2 separate regions of the Mus musculus genome follow, and region 1 is linked to region 2. A link is a loop called in an ENCODE intact Hi-C map of the cell type or tissue named here. Cell type or tissue: heart. All regions are shown on one strand.

The links. Hi-C counts contacts between places; a loop is a spot of excess contacts. Peaks named below come from ENCODE experiments on the same cell type or tissue, not always from the same donor. Only the 100,000 strongest peaks of a DNase experiment are listed, where the experiment ranks them.
Region 1: it touches region 2 in a loop (4-fold over the local background); 23 of 42 quality-filtered maps call a loop at or near these places.

What each region holds. Positions count from the first base shown.
Region 1 is chr16:85,816,427-85,824,426 of GRCm38, forward strand. It overlaps 4930556C24Rik (RIKEN cDNA 4930556C24 gene), which reads left to right and starts at 2,785. Exons shown (of 4, transcript NR_040506.1): 1 at 2,785-2,881. In heart, a CTCF peak has its summit at 3,851 (motif pointing right); no DNase peak of the experiment used is centred here; H3K27ac peaks cover 284 bases.
Region 2 is chr16:86,299,415-86,307,414 of GRCm38, forward strand. No RefSeq gene overlaps it. Among named protein-coding and RNA genes, the nearest start is that of Gm32357, 68 kb to the left of the region's middle. In heart, a CTCF peak has its summit at 3,272 (motif pointing left); no DNase peak of the experiment used is centred here.

The DNA of each region.
Region 1 (8,000 bases), 480 kb before region 2:
CCTGCTCAGATTCAACCACATTTCATCAGTTTCCTGCTTTTCTCTGATTTGCCTTACTCTTTATTTCTAAATCTGATCATAATGAAGCAACGTTGACTACTCCTGAGTGTCCTAAGTGAATGGCTCTTTGGTCACCATGCTGAGCTCTCTAAGGTACCATAAACTATAGTAATCTTATCTCCTGCCTCCATATTCAATCGATTGATTCTGAGTCCTTCTGTTTTTTCACAAGAATGATTTTTAGAATTATCGTATAATTACATCATTTTCTCTCTTCCCCTTTCTTTCTCCCATCTCCCTCTATGTTTTCCCTCCCACACTGCTCACTTTAAAATTCAGGGTCTTCCTTTCTTTAATTGTTGATATATATATATATATATATATATACATATATATATATATATATATATATACATACATGCACACACACACAAATATATGTGTGTATGTGTATATACATATATATAAGTGTAACACAAATGCTTATTTATATTCTAAGTGTAACACACATGCGTATGTATATGTGTGTGTGTTTCTTCATACACAATATAAACTGCTTAGTCTATATAATGGTACTTGTGTATATAGGGTTTCATGGCTGATCATTTGGTACTGAATCCAATTAATATATGCTTTTTCTTGAGTAAGGCTACTTTTTCCATTCTCAAACATTCCTTAATTGCTTGTAGTTCTGTATCTAGGCTTGCAGCTGTGTGAGCTTTCCCATTTTTTTCTTTTAAAGATTTATTTATTATATGTAAGTACACTGTAGCTGTCTTGAGATACCCCAGAAGAGGGCATCAGATCTCATTACAGATGGTTGTGAGCCACCATGTGGTTGCTGGGATTTGAACTCAAGACCTTTGGAAGAGCAGTCAGTGCTCTTAAATGCTGAGCCATCTCTCCAGCCTGGGCTTTCCCATTTTGATGTCTGTATATTTATTGTGTGAGCAAGAGGATGAAAATGTCCTTGTTCAGGTCGTGTTTAGGTGGCCATGTTGGTGAAACTTATGGTGTAGCTTCTGACCTTCCAAGGAGACACAATGTTACAGCAAATGCCATTTTCTTCTTGCTGTTGCAATCTTTCTGCACTCTCTTCTGCTCTGATCCCTAGCAGTAGTTGTAGTATAAATGTGTCAGTTTTCCTGGGGTCTACAACTATGCATTTTGATTGGCTTTGGTTTTCTGTAGTAGTCTTTGTCTTTAACAAAGGGAAGCTTTCTCATAGAGAGGTGACAGCTACACTTATCTGTGAGTATAAAGACACATCTTGAGAATGTAGTTAGAGAACATGCTGGAACAGTAAAGTGGTAGAGGCAGGTTTTCCTCCAAGAGCTATAACCTCAGGAGCCCTGGATAACTGGCTAAGTTTCCAGTACTAGGCACAGTTTCCATCTTGTTGAATGGGCCTGCAGTCCCATTAGACTGTTAGTTCCCACCAGGGACACATGCCTCTATTGCACTCTTTTTATTCATTTTTTTTTTAAGCCACAAAGTCTGGTTTGTGTTGTGCATAAATTTTTGGCCATGTAGCCTTCCACTGAACTCTGGTAGGCTTATCAGGGGTTATACTCTTAGAGAGAAATGGCTTCCTATCTTCTAGCAGCTAACAATTGCAAATACCTTCTTGGTAAAGGCTGGGGCTTGATGTCCATCTCTTCTTTCCATGTTGGGGTTTGGTCTAGCTTGAACTTGCACAGGTCTTGCACATGCCATCAAAACTGCGGTGAGTTCATATGCTGTGTTCAGAAAACACCAATTCCTCATAGTCACCCATCATCTCTAGTTACCTACACTATTTCCATCCCTCCTTCCACAGTTATCCTTGAGCCTTGAGAGAAGAGGATCGGGGACAGATGTTTCATTTAGTACTGAGAACTCCATAGTATTTTTGTTCTCTGAACTTAGGCACATTGTAGATTTCTGTGTTGATCATCGTATACTGCAAACAATGCTTCTCTGTTGTGGGTTGAGTGATAGATGATAAGTCACCGGGAGTCTCGTCACTGGTGATTTAGAAGAATGGTAGTAGGTTCTCCTGTGGCTTCTCTCATGTGGGTTGAATGATGGATAATAAGTCACTGGGAGTGCAATACAACACCCATTTAGAATAATGGGTAGGCTCTCCTATAGGGCCTGTGTCTGGTCTAGCCACAGACTCTTCATTGGGTAATGGTGCTATCTATGTATGGGTTTCATCTTGTGCAACAGGACTTAAATCCAATCAGAACGTGATTACTTCCATGATGTTTGGAGTTTTACTACAAAAGGGAGACTCAAAAATTATAAATAGATGCTGTGTTTATTGACTTAAATAAAATTATTTCACTTTTCTTTCTTTGATTTATATTTTGCTTCTTGGTTTCTTATTTTTAGTGATGGGAACAGAACCTTGAGAACTAAGATGAGTGAGTAATATGCCACCTAGATTCTAATGAGTGATTGATACACTATGACAAGTGTCACACCCCAGTCAATCATTGTTCCGAGTTATATAACCTTAAGCAGAGAAATCTTAGTTTGTGGTCAGACCGTCATCCTTGTCAATTTTGATATAGTAGATGTGACGGACAGTTCTGTTACTGTGCTATAAAATTTGGGAAGCAGGTATCTCACCTCACCTGCATCAGCTCATTTTATATTAAAGTGTAGGTGACAGGCACCTCCTCTGGCATAGGTGAAGAGGAATGTCAGTTACAGGCAGTTCCTCTGGCATAGGTCAGCAGGGATGTCAGTTACAGGCAGTTCCTCTGGCATAGGTCAACAGGGATGTCAGTTACAGGCAGTTCCTCTGGCATAGGTCAACAGGGATGTCAGTTACAATTACTTCTCTAGCATAGCTCACCATGAATGTTAGCCAGATGCACCTTCTCTGGCATAGGTGAGCACAATTTCCAGAATTAGAATTTTAAGACTTATCTCAGGTTTTATTTCTCCATTGACAAACCTGAAGGGTTAGGAAGCTTTTCAAATTTTTCTCACGGTCAAAACAGTGACACTTGTCCTCTACACAGCCATAGTTGCTCCCTGACCTTGAAATTAACTAAACAAAAAGGAGATGAAATAGTTTGAAAACTTGTTTAGATGAGTATGAATGCCTGGGTTGCTGTTGCTGGACAAGGAAATGGGATAGACAGATGATGAATCACATGACTCAAAAACACATGTAAGGAGATTTCACTCCATGCTACTGGAGAATGGAAGTGAACAGAGTCCATACAGGTACAAAAAAAATTATACAGTTAATGTGAAGAATGTACTTAGCTAATTCAGACAGATGCAGATATCCACGGCCAAACAGTGGATGGAGCTTGGGGACTCTTGTGGAAGAAACAGAAGCAGGATTTAAGCCTCTAAGGGGGTAGGAATTCCACAGGAAGACCAACAGAGTCAACTTACCTGGATCCTTGAGGCTCTCAGAGACTGAACCACCAACCAAAGAAATTGCAAGAGGTAGACGTAGGCCTCCTGCACATATGTAGCATGTGGGTCCTAATTAACTGTCCCAAAAGCTGTTGTCTGTACGAGGGTTATGTTCTTCTAGTTGTGCTGCCTTGTCTGGCCTCAGTAGGAGAGGATATGTCTAGCCTCATGGAGACTTAGTATGGGGGCATACCTAGGGAGACCCCCACCTCCTCAGTGGAGAAGGAGATGGGGGTGTGGATTATGGGAGCAGGTGACCACGAGGGGAACAGTGAGTGGCTTGTAAAGTGAATAAATAACAACAACAACAGCATCAGCAACAACAACAACATCAACAACCACATGAAATACTCTCTCAAGCATGCACATACATACAGAGACCAGATTTCCAGTTCTCAATTTCGCTGTTATGTAATAACAAGACCACCCAAAAGGTGGCACTAAAAAACAGTTATTATGTGACTCTTAGGAAAGTTTAGTGAGGGAGAAAAGCATTCGGATCAGTTGCTGGCCTTTTTTACTTCCTAATTTCAAAAACTTTAATTTGTCTTCTCAGCAAACTTTTAAACATTAAACAGCAGCTGTCCTAGACCCTAGCTTCTATTTCAACTCAACACAAAGCCTTGGAAATTAATTTGTGTATAGTTAGTGTGACAACTTCTAGCTTACATGACTAGTACATGTACATAATTTAAAAGATTCATCAGAAACCTCACCCATTACCAAATAGTACTAACAAAATTTTTATCTTGGATTTTGATAAAACAGATACTATTATCTGAATGCAAACGCATACCACTTTATGTCTCAGGATTATAGGAAATGCTAATAAAAATGTCTCATTGGACACATACATATTTATACTATGTTAGATCAATTTTATGTATTAACTGTATATATGTATATGTATGAAATTATAACTTCTGTGTAATTAAACTTGCCATCGTATAGGTACATTAAGAATGTGTCATGGCTGGTTGATATCCTTGGGAGGTCTCCCCTTTTCTGAAGAAAAAAGGGAGGGTGAGTAGATGGGGGAGGAGAGATAGAGGGTGACTTAATCAGGGTTTCTATTCTTGCACAAACATCACGACCAAGAAGCAAGTTGGGGAGGAAAGGGTTTATTCGGCTTACACTTCCATACTGCTGTTCATCACCAAGGGAAGTCAGGACTGGAACTCAAACAGGTCAGGAAGCAGGAGCTGATGCAGAGGCCATGGTGGGATGTTACTTACTGGCTTGCTTTCTTATAGAAGCCAAGATGACCAGCCCAGGGACGTCACCACCCACAATGGGCCCTCCCACCCTTGATCACTAATTGAGAAAATGCCTTACAGCTGGATCTCATGGAGGCATTTCCTCAAGGGAGGCTCCTTTCTTTGTGATAACTCCAGCTTGTGTCAAGTTGATACACAAAACCAGCCAGAACAGGGGGGAAAGTACTGGGAGGAGAGGAAGGAGGGGAAGCTGTGGTCAGGATATAAATAAAGTAAGTAAGTATAGAAAGAATATGTGCATTACACATGCATATACATGATTACACATGCGACTTCTTTCTTTCTTTCCCTCTTCACTTGGTTCTACTTTTTTCATTCAAATGGGAGGAGTCAATAAGCAAATACACAAAAATGTATATATTTCAGAATGTGATTAGTAGCTACAAATAACTTAAATACAAAAAAAAATAGAGACATAAACATTATCCTAGTTTTAAGGAAACCAGCAAACACACTCAGCAAATGAATTTTAGAAGCTATATAGTTTTGCTATGCTATCCCCAGTGACCATGGCATGGGAAGAAAGAAAGAAAAATGGGAACCATTCATGGAACATTCATATTTCTTATGAGAAGTGACATTACATAATCTTCCCCATCGCAGGTGGGTCACATAATGCATAGCAAGAGACAGAGTTCTTCCTGAATTTCTTAGCATCACTACATCACTATAAAGACACACACACACACACACACACACACACACACACACACACTCACTCACTCACTGCCCATAGCTAAAAATCACATAAGGAAATAAAAATTATGGTCCATGGTTCAACTTACATTTCTCCTTTCAGAACATTGGGAAGTCTCATTAGAAGCTTCTTTTCAATGAGTTACCATTTACTGATGACATACACGAACTAATAAAGATGTCCTAGATCAAATCTGATGTAACAAAGTAAAATTATTGCTAGCATCCAGAAAGCAATGAAAAGTGGGTAATTGTCATGGTCCGGTTTTCTTAGTTTCTTCAAGCAACTATAATAAACATACCATTAATGGATTATTTTATATATAAGAGAAATCTATTTCTGTAAGACAGAAAGTTGAAAATTAAGATGAAGATGTATTTCATGCCTAGTAAGGACTTGATGTCTTTTGACAAACATCCTGGAAGATGGACTTCTCCTGTACTTCATGTTCTATTGTGGGAGTATACACAAGACTGTTTCAGAGTGTGCTAGTAGGTCGTTGTTAGAGAGACTACTTAGAGGGGATAAAGGAAAGGAAAAAGATGTTGTAACTATATTGTAACTTCACAAAAGCAGCATTTGTAAGCAGGAGGAGGCTTGCTTTTCTTCCCTGTCATTTCTTCTCTGTGTGGAAGACTCCTTTGATGCCAGACTCTCAGCTGCCCTCACTACTGCACTTAGTCATACACAGCTGAAGTCACTGGGAAGGTTCATGTCATAGATAAGTTTGCAAAGACCATCTGGGCAAGAGGACCCGACATCATCTGCCTCTGCTAACCGCTGAAGATAAGTTCAGAAAGGATGATATCAAATGTCTGTCTTCTCCCACACATGATTGTTGCTGTTTTTTGTTACAAGTGTTAATGAGACCACGTTTCCATGCTGTGACATACCCTCCCTTTGACTCTATCCTAGTTGCAAAAGCCTGGCCGTTCTGTGGTTGCTTGCTCAGCATTTCTATCATTTCTAGCAGTCATGGATGCCGAGATTGTCAGCAAATGCAGTATATCATTTCAGACATCCTTGGTCTGCTTTACTTCACCCCTTTCCTTAAATTATTTCTGTTGGACTAGCTCAGGAATTGTCATATTAAGTGTTATAGCACAAAAAAAATTCCACAGCCGTAAGAGCATCTGTAGCTTTGTAGTGTTTCTAGTGGAGATCAGAGGTTGAGTCAATAGAAAGTTTATAGGAACCTGAGACTTGTTTGCTCATCAGCATTAATTCTTTACGCAACTCAAGGTCAATGGTCCTAGAGAATCTTGAAACTCTATAATGTCTAATCAATACGGATATTTCTGGTGTGTTTGTAATTAGAATGTTTTAACATATATTCAGTGTGTGTGTATGTGTAGGTGTGTGTACATTTGCATGCTTTTTATTCGTGTATGGGTGGTTTCATGTGATGTACCACATTTGCCAACAATCTCTACATTCAAGATTAATAGAGATAGTAGGTCACAGGTCAATCTCAGGTTCTATTCACCTTTCTTTTTCTTTTTCTCTTATTTCCTTCCTTCCTCCCTCCCTCCCTCCCTCACCCCCTCTCTTTCTTTCTTTCTTTCTTTCTTTCTTTCTTTCTTTCTTTCTTTCTTTCTTTCTTTCTTTCTTCCTTCCTTCCTTCCTTCCTTCCTTCCTTCCTTCCTTCCTTCCTTCCTTTTTTGAGACAAGCTCTTTCACTAGCCATAAGCTTGCCAATTAGGTGAGGCGGGCCAGTCAGTGAGTCCCAGAAATCTACCTGTTTCCTCCTCTACACTATCCCACAGCAGGGATCATAAGCATTCACCATCACTTCTATCTTTCTTGTTGACATTTTGTATTTATTGGATTTCATTTTTTCCTCATATATTTTGATCATATGCTTTCCTGCTTTCTTTTTGCCCAGCTCTCCCCGAATATTCCCCATCTTCCTTTTACCCAACTTCATATTCTCTACCCCTCGAAAAGAAACAAATAAAGGAAATAAGAAGAAAAATGCTGAACCAACCAAAAAATCACAAAAACCCATAGATCCATTTTATGTGAACCAGCTACTCCTGATCTTGGGGCTTCCCCTGGAGTGTGGCTGCCCTGGAATGACTCAGTGCAACTCTATTGAAGAATACTGATTTTCCCTTTCAGAGCCTGCATCAGTTGCAAATAGCTTCTTAGTTAGGGTTGAGATAGATCACCCCTAGGTTCTGTGATCTATCTAGTTTCAGGTTCTTGGCCATTTTGGCAGTGTCCGGTATAAGTTGCATCTCATGAAGTGGGCCTTAAGTCCACTAACAAAGTGTTGGTCACTCACATAACATTTGTGCCACTATTACACCAGTATATCCTACAGACAAGTGGCGATTGTAGGGGCTCATTTGGCCAATGAATCAACAGGATGTAACCCATTCCTGGTATTGGAATTTCTATTCATTAGCATAAGATAACTAGTCTGGTCATTGTTTTCTCCGTTATAGAAAAAGTCCGTTTAAATTACTTTCATATACGTATATAGCTTAGGAAGCTTCTATGGTAGTAGATTTTTATAGGATTTTATCTTTTATTATATAATATATTATATAATTATCAATTACACTTATATTAATTATATAATTATATAAATCATTTAA
Region 2 (8,000 bases):
GTGAGTGCATATGTATGGCTTCTACCCCATATTTGGTTATTGAGTTCCTGGAAGAAAAACAAATTCACAGACATTTTACTTACAATATACCTTAAGCAGCACAACAGCTTGGCAGCTGCCTATCCTTTATGTTGTTGGAATCTACTTTCCTATTGATAACCCCTAGTAATTTTTTACAATCTCTGGTCACAAAAATTCCATCCCACCTATAGCTCTTCTGCCTAGCTGTTGGTTGTTTGCATCTTTATTTACCAATCAAAATTAACTTGGGTATAGGGTCACAGGGCCTATGTGCAGACTCCAAGTCTTAAGGGCCTGCACTTAACCTTCCAATAAATAATAAAAGACAAAAAAATCTCAAAATGGACTTGGCACTCTGATTTCTCTGTTGGTAATTGGGGAAATGAAAGTTATATGAGCTGTGTGTGACTGACAATGAGAGAAATAGTTACTCTAAAACAAGTATTGCTAGAAATCTAAAACATGACTCCCTCACTAAGCTCTTGGTTTTAGAATTGAGTGTGAAGTGATGATATATTAATGTCTTTAGTTCAAAATATTAGGCTGGGCTTGGTGGTGCACGCCTTTAATCCCAGCACTCGGGAGGCAGACGCAGGCGGATTTCTGAGTTCGAGGCCAGCCTGATCTACAAAGTGAGTTCCAGGACAGCCAGGGCTACACAGAGAAACCCTGTCTCAAAAGAACCAAAAAGAAAAAAAAAACAAACAAACAAAAAAACAAAAAACAAAAACAAAACAAAAAAAAAAAACAACCAAAATATTAGCTAATTAAATGGAAATGATTTCGTGCTCAGCTTGGCATGTCCTTGGCAGATAAGTCAGCACTGGTGGGGTGAATGTTGCTGATCAGTATCTGTCTCACAAGGACAAAAGAAGTGATACAAATACAATGCTTCTAGAAGACCTGACTCAACTCCACGGAGTTCAACAGGACTCTTTTGTGTGCTCGGCACCACCCAGCTACCAGCAAAATATTTATTAAATGTAGAACATGGCTTACTGTATTATTATGGAAAGAAAAGTCTTAGTTTTATATGCTTTTTAAATGAATGATCCTTGAAAGAGGAGTGAGAATCAGAAGCAAATTAAAATTTTCAGTGCTTCCATTTTTAAACTTAATTTTAGACATTGTAATTTGTATTACTAGTAAATTATGTTAAAATTACTACCCTTTTGTAAGATAGTATAATACTAGAGATACAATGTTGCTTCATTTGAACAGTGTTAGTAGCTTTCCTTTTATAGAATTGAGGCACAAAATATCAAGAAAGAAGGATTTTGTTACAATGTAGGAAACTTGAATATTATTTATGCTTTTATTTTCTTCACATATTTTAATCAAAGAAGTATGAAAGAGGGGAAATCCACAAAGGAAATACCACAAAAGATTAATGCCCAATGCAACAATTATACAGTTATATAGTTATTAATAGTAAGCTTGTAAATACATGTGTGAGCGTGCACATACACAATACACACACACACACACACACACACACACACACACACACACACACACCAAATATAATCCATGACAGTTGGTGGAGAAAAGTTGAGGTGCAGTCCAAATAGTCCCTATCTGTGTTGCCTTTCACACTCACTAGTGTAAGTGTGTGAGCAGCAATATTGGGTTGTTAATTGTGAAGTAATTTGGTTTTTTTTTTCTGAGCAATGTAAGATTTACTTTTCTAATAATAACCATAAAAAATTTAAAACATGCTTTTGGAAAATCATTGGCTACCTACACAGTAAGTGCTCTGGACAACTCCGGGATTTCAGGAAGGTATTACTTTCTTAATTGTGTAAAGTATTTAAGAAAAGAAATGTGCTGATGAAGACTGCAAACCTACTTTATAACATGCTTATCAGTGACTTCTACTGTAAGTTGTACTCTAGAGATTTCAGTATGGAATCACACCATTACCCAGGCTGTAATGGCATTATCTGTCCAGGTGGAAAGATAATGTCCAGGGAGTGTGAAAATCAAGAATTTCATTTTATAAGAAAGTGATGTGGACAATTTCATTGCTTAGGACTAGTTGTTTCCCTTGAATTTCTGTGAATAATCACAGCTGATCTGCAGAACTCCTATATCATATTGAAATTCTTCGCTCAAAAAATTGGTTGTGCAAATATGACCTGACATAATATCTCTAATCTTAACAAAATTATTTTTATACAATTGGGATTAGAGTAATTTAGTAAGAGACAGTTAGTTCAAAGCATTTTTAAAATGAGACTATTTAGTCTCATTTGTTAGATCACTGGAGCCTCCATAAGAAATACTATAAATAAGGTTTCTTAAATGTATTTGCTTACAGTAATTCCAAAATAGAGGATATGAGTCCTCTTCAAGTGAGTCCTTTTTCCTGAATTACAGATAACTGCATTCTGTTTGTTCTCACAAGCTCACAGAGAGTAACCAGGTTTTCTTCTTTTAGGAACATCGGCCTTATAAGATCAAAGCTCTAAGCACATGATGTCTTTGAACCCTAATTCATACTTCCTTTAAATAAAGCTTTGGATAAAGAGCTACCATCTACAATTTTTTTTCAGACATGAGACTCTGTCCATTCCATTGCATTACTCATAGACTCATTTTCATACATTATCACATACAAAATGCAGTCAAACTTTGCTCGTTCCAATATTAATAGTAAATACTAGAGTCTTGAGGCAAAAGAATAGTTTTCTTTGGCTTGGTGTCCATCCCTCCCAGCCATCTCCACCCTGTTCCTGAGGTGGGAGTGCTAAGTGTTTAAGCTGTTGTTGCTGGAGGCTCAGTCCTTCCCTTTACTTGAAGACCACGCATACCATAGCTTTATTGGAGACTTATAAAATTCTACAGCCTCGATTAAGTTCTACAGCCTACCTTCCTTCCATCCTTCCCTACAGCCTCCTCCATTCCATTATTTCCAAATGATGATGCTCCTCTGGATAGAATTACATTTCTTCCCTTGAGGTGGCTCATTTAACTGATGAATTATATTCATGTTCTCTCTCTCTCTCTCTCTCTCTCTCTCTCTCTCTCTCTCTCTCTCTCTCTCTCTCACCAGATATCATTCACTCTGTCTACACAAGCTCAGATGTTCACAATAAGATACAAAGGACCAGGGTCTTAGATAACATGAATGCACTGGCCCAAATATGTGCAGTCCAGAAGTCCAAGTTAAATGGCATTCAACTCAACTCCTGTTTTTCTGGTGGTGTTCTCAGTATGTCTTCTCATGGGGATGGAAGCAGAGCCCTCTAGTGTCTTTTATTATAATGACACTAATCCTTTAGGATTAACCTCTGCAATGAGTATTATAGCTTCAATTTATAGAATATAAGGGGGAGTAATTCAGCTCCTCACATCATATTATCTATCTTGGCACAGCACTTTTAAGTTTTTTGTATTCGGTTTGATGTTTAATCCTATCAGAATCTCTAAAACCATCCTAGGCTACTCAAACCCACATTACCTTCAGAAGGTCTTGTACATCTCAGAACTGTTTCCTTGGCACAAAGTGGAGAGTGTAGTTATATGTTAACTATCTGCTACATTCCATTCGGCCAACGCAGTGGACTAATTTTCCCATGTCTGTTTCACATGTGGGTTCCTGTTGAATGGGCCCTCTCTGTCTGCTTCCTAGGATTCTTTAACATTACTATGCCATCTACAAAAGCCAGAGAGGCCATTTCCTGAATACCTATCTACTTTCTATACTTTAAGAACCTCACAATGTAGGTTACCTGGATATGTTTCTGGTTACTGGAGAATAATTCTGTTAAATAACGAGGTTTAGTACTGTTGTATCTGTAGGTATCTGTTGCCTGGTTAATGCAATGCAATATAATGAGTTGCCTCATAGCCTACCCGCATATGATCCCACTATGATGGACGATATCCTTATTTCTTTAAGTTTATTTTGATGAATATTTTGTCACAATAGTAAGGAAAGTAATTAATTCAGGTAATTGGGAACAATAAGTTTGGATGTTAGAGTACAGGAGAGCAAAATGCCAAAAGAAAAATAGAAAGTGATATCTTGATTCCTACTTTCTCTATTCATTCATTCATGCATTCATTCATTTATTCATTCTGTCTAATCCAATATGTAGGTATTTAAGTCTCCTCTCCATCCCGTCCTCTCAGATCCCATATCACCTCTCCTCTCCCCCAGACCCAGTGTTCCTCCATTTCCCTTCAGAGAAGAACAGGCCTCCCTGTGGTATCAAACTTGGTACAATAAGATTCAATAATACTAGGGATATGCCCTCCTTCAAGGCTAGATGAAGTCCTACGGTGTGGCAAAAGAGTCAATGGCACTGCCCACTGCCATTGCTAGGAGTCCAACAAAACTCAAGGTAAATAACTACAGCATGTATGCAGAGGATATGGCGCAGACCCATGCAGGATCCGTGGGTGGCTGCTGCTTCAGTCTCTATGATCTCTGATGAGCACGGCTTAGTTGTTACTGATGGCAGTGTTCTGGTGTCCTGTACTCCTGGGTTTTCAAAGGGTCACAAGGGACTGTGTTTTCCAGTCCACAGATGAGGAGTCATTTTAGCAAGATACTGCACATACTGCATTCTCTCTGTGTCCTAAGAATCTGAGTCAGATTGAGGTCACAAGCATGAAGGAATTTAACAAAGTCTCAAGACCAAGGAATTCAGGCTATGTCGCAGTTGCTGTTCATTCACATCTTCTGCTCTACCATGAAAAAGAGCAGGAAGTGGAACAAAGAAGATGTGAGCATGTATCATTTGGTGGGAAGGAAGGAATCTAATTTGTAGCCAGACTGGAGAGACTGCAGACTGTTCTTGCTGAGGACTTGAGTTGGATGTTCAGCATTCAAGACAGGTGGCCCTCAACTGCCTTTAATTTCAACCTGTCTAGACAAATGGTAGAAATTTATGGCATGCAAGTAATGTTTGGATGCTAGGATACTATGTTTAATTTTTATCGTTAAGTTGGGAGGATATAGAATTAATTATTGGAGACTGAGTAAGGAGACAATATGGGAGGAAATGACATCTTTTTTTGTTTGTTTGTTTGTTTTTGTTTTTGTTTTTTGAGATGTGGTTTCTCTGTGCAGCCCTCGCTGTCCTGGAGCTCACTTTGTAGACTAGGCTGGCCTCAAACTCAGAAATCTGCCTGCCTCTGCCTCCCGAGTGCTGGGATTAAAGGCGTGTGCCACCAAGCCTGGCACTGGAAATGACATATTCTTAAACTTTAATTAAAAAAAAAAAACAATAAAAATAAACAAAGTAAACATAATCTGCCCCAGAAGAAAACAAATTCACAAACTAAGACTATTCATTCTTTGAAATCTGTGAAATTACAGTTCTCTTTCTTTCATGGCTCAACTACAATTATCTACTGATTTCCAGGGGTCTAGCTTTGGGCAGTGTTATTTTCTGCATCATGGACATAGAAATCCTCTTAAATCAGTTGTGTAAAAGATATGGGTATAAGGAGGAAATACCCAGGGAGCTGGGCGGATCTGCAACCCTATAGGTGGAACAACAATATGAACTAACCAGTACCACCACCACCCCCCTACCCCCCTCCTTGGAGCTCGTGTCTCTAGTTGCATATGTATCAGAAGATGGCCTGGTCGGCCATCAGTGGAAAGAGAGGCCCATTGGTCGTGCAAACTTTATATGCCTCAGTACAGGGGAACGCCAGGGCCAAGAGGTGGTAGTGGGTGGATGGGGCAGTGGGGGGGGGGGTGTGGGGGACTTTTGGGATAGCATTGGAAATGTAAATGAAATAAATACCCAATAATAAAAAATAAAAAAAATGAGATTATATTAGAAAAAAAGTTTAATGATGCTGTTGTGTACTTCTCTAAACATAGTTAAACTATTCATAAAAGAGAGAAACATTTTTACACTATTATCAACAGAAAACATTTAGAATACTTTTTTAGACATCAAAAAGAATTTTTTTTGAATTTTGTCTTTTTTTCTTTTGTGACTAGAAACAAAGCAACTTTATTTGGAGGGTGCTGGACTTTTAATGTTATATTTATTGATAATCTTTGGAATGAGGTTTCTGTTATATATCAGATCAGCCTAATATTCAAGTATAATTGAAGGAAGATAAAATCATGTATCTGTGCCACAGTGTTTAAAAACAAAGTCATCATAATCAATTAGTATTTGATATTAAACTATACATTACCTAACTTATATGGCACATTCTTCACACATTGCTACTCTGTTCATTTTATTAAATGTTTCATTTGTGCCAGTCAAGTTATAGTTGTTGCAAAGAATACTAAACATCAAAAATCAGCCTTGACTAGATAGAATCTATTTACATAACTATAACTAGATCAATTAAACTGTGGAACTGCCCTCATAGTAGTCCTGTGAAGATACAAATTACATAACTGCAAAGACTGAGACATCTTAAAGAGTTAGAGAATGCCTTCTTAGTAAAGAAACGTTTGATCTAATAGTTAAATGTTAATGGATGTTACCTGTGGATAATGACAAATACAGGATAGTGTTTTTGATGTTCAGAAGTGAAGGAACAGTATGTGTTGATTTAAAGCTAAAACCTCTAGACCTATATGTCATTTCTGATTAAGAATTTAACTCTTTCATTTGCAACTAATCCCTGCTGGGTAAAGGGAAATTAGTTTTTCAATGAACTGTCACTGGGTACAGGAACCATACACAAAGCCCAGGAGTGACTGACCAACTCAAGATGGCCTCTCGGTTTCTCTTTGGACTTTTTTCTTTGTATTGAATTGTTTTGGTCTGTTATTATTTGTCTTATTGGTTTTATTCGTTTTGATTTTTGAGAGACAAGGATGGAGAGAGGAAGAATGTAAAGCTGTGTGAGTGGGGAGGTGAAGAGGATCTGAAAGAAGCTGAAGGTGGGAAAATAGGATCACGGTGTAGCGTATGAAGAAAATATGAAAATATGCTGTAATTTTTTAAAAAGTACTTTCAGCTTTTCATGTGAAGCACATAAATAGTAATATTAATTGGGCTTTACAGTTCTGTATTTTAGGTATATGATGATTAAAAACAAGTTAGCTGAGCTGTCAGATCATCAGACCGTAATTAGGTCAAGAAGGATAGAGTGAGAATATTCAACATTATTGAGAGAGTAAGGATCACTTTATAATGCAGAAATGTCTGTGGCTGAGGCCATGAAAAGGTATACACCCTTCTACCCCTTATCTCAAAATAGTTATCCTCTGAGAAGTTCCTAGGTTCTACCTAATTTTAGAAATGGTAAAACAATACCAGAGTTTTCACAATAAGAGGAGGAGAACAATGGCCTTTCTCTACACAACGAATAAACAGGCTGAGAAAGAAATTATGGAAACAACACCCTTCTCAATAGTTACAAATAATATAAAATATCTTGGCGTGACTCTAACTAAGGAAGTGAAAGATCTGTATGATAAAAACTTCAAGTCTCTGAAGAAAGAAATTAAAGAAGATCTCAGAAGATGGAAAGATCTCCCATGCTCATGGATTGGCAGGATCAACATTGTAAAAATGGCTATCTTGCCAAAAGCAATCTACAGATTCAATGCAATCCCCATCAAAATCCCAACTCAATTCTTCAACGAATTAGAAGGAGCAATTTGCAAATTCATCTGGAATAACAAAAAACCTAGGATAGCAAAAACTCTTCTCAAGGATAAAAGAACCTCTGGTGGAATCACCATGCCTGACCTAAAGCTTTACTACAGAGCAATTGTGATAAAAACTGCATGATACTGGTATAGAGACAGACAAGTAGACCAATGGAATAGAATTGAAGACCCAGAAATGAACCCACACACCTATGGTCACTTGATCTTCGACAAGGGAGCTAAAACCATCCAGTGGAAGAAAGACAGCCTTTTCAACAATTGGTGCTGGCACAACTGGTTGTTATCATGTAGAAGAATGCGAATTGATCCATACTTATCTCCTTGTACTAAGGTCAAATCTAAGAGGATCAAGGAACTTCACATAAAACCA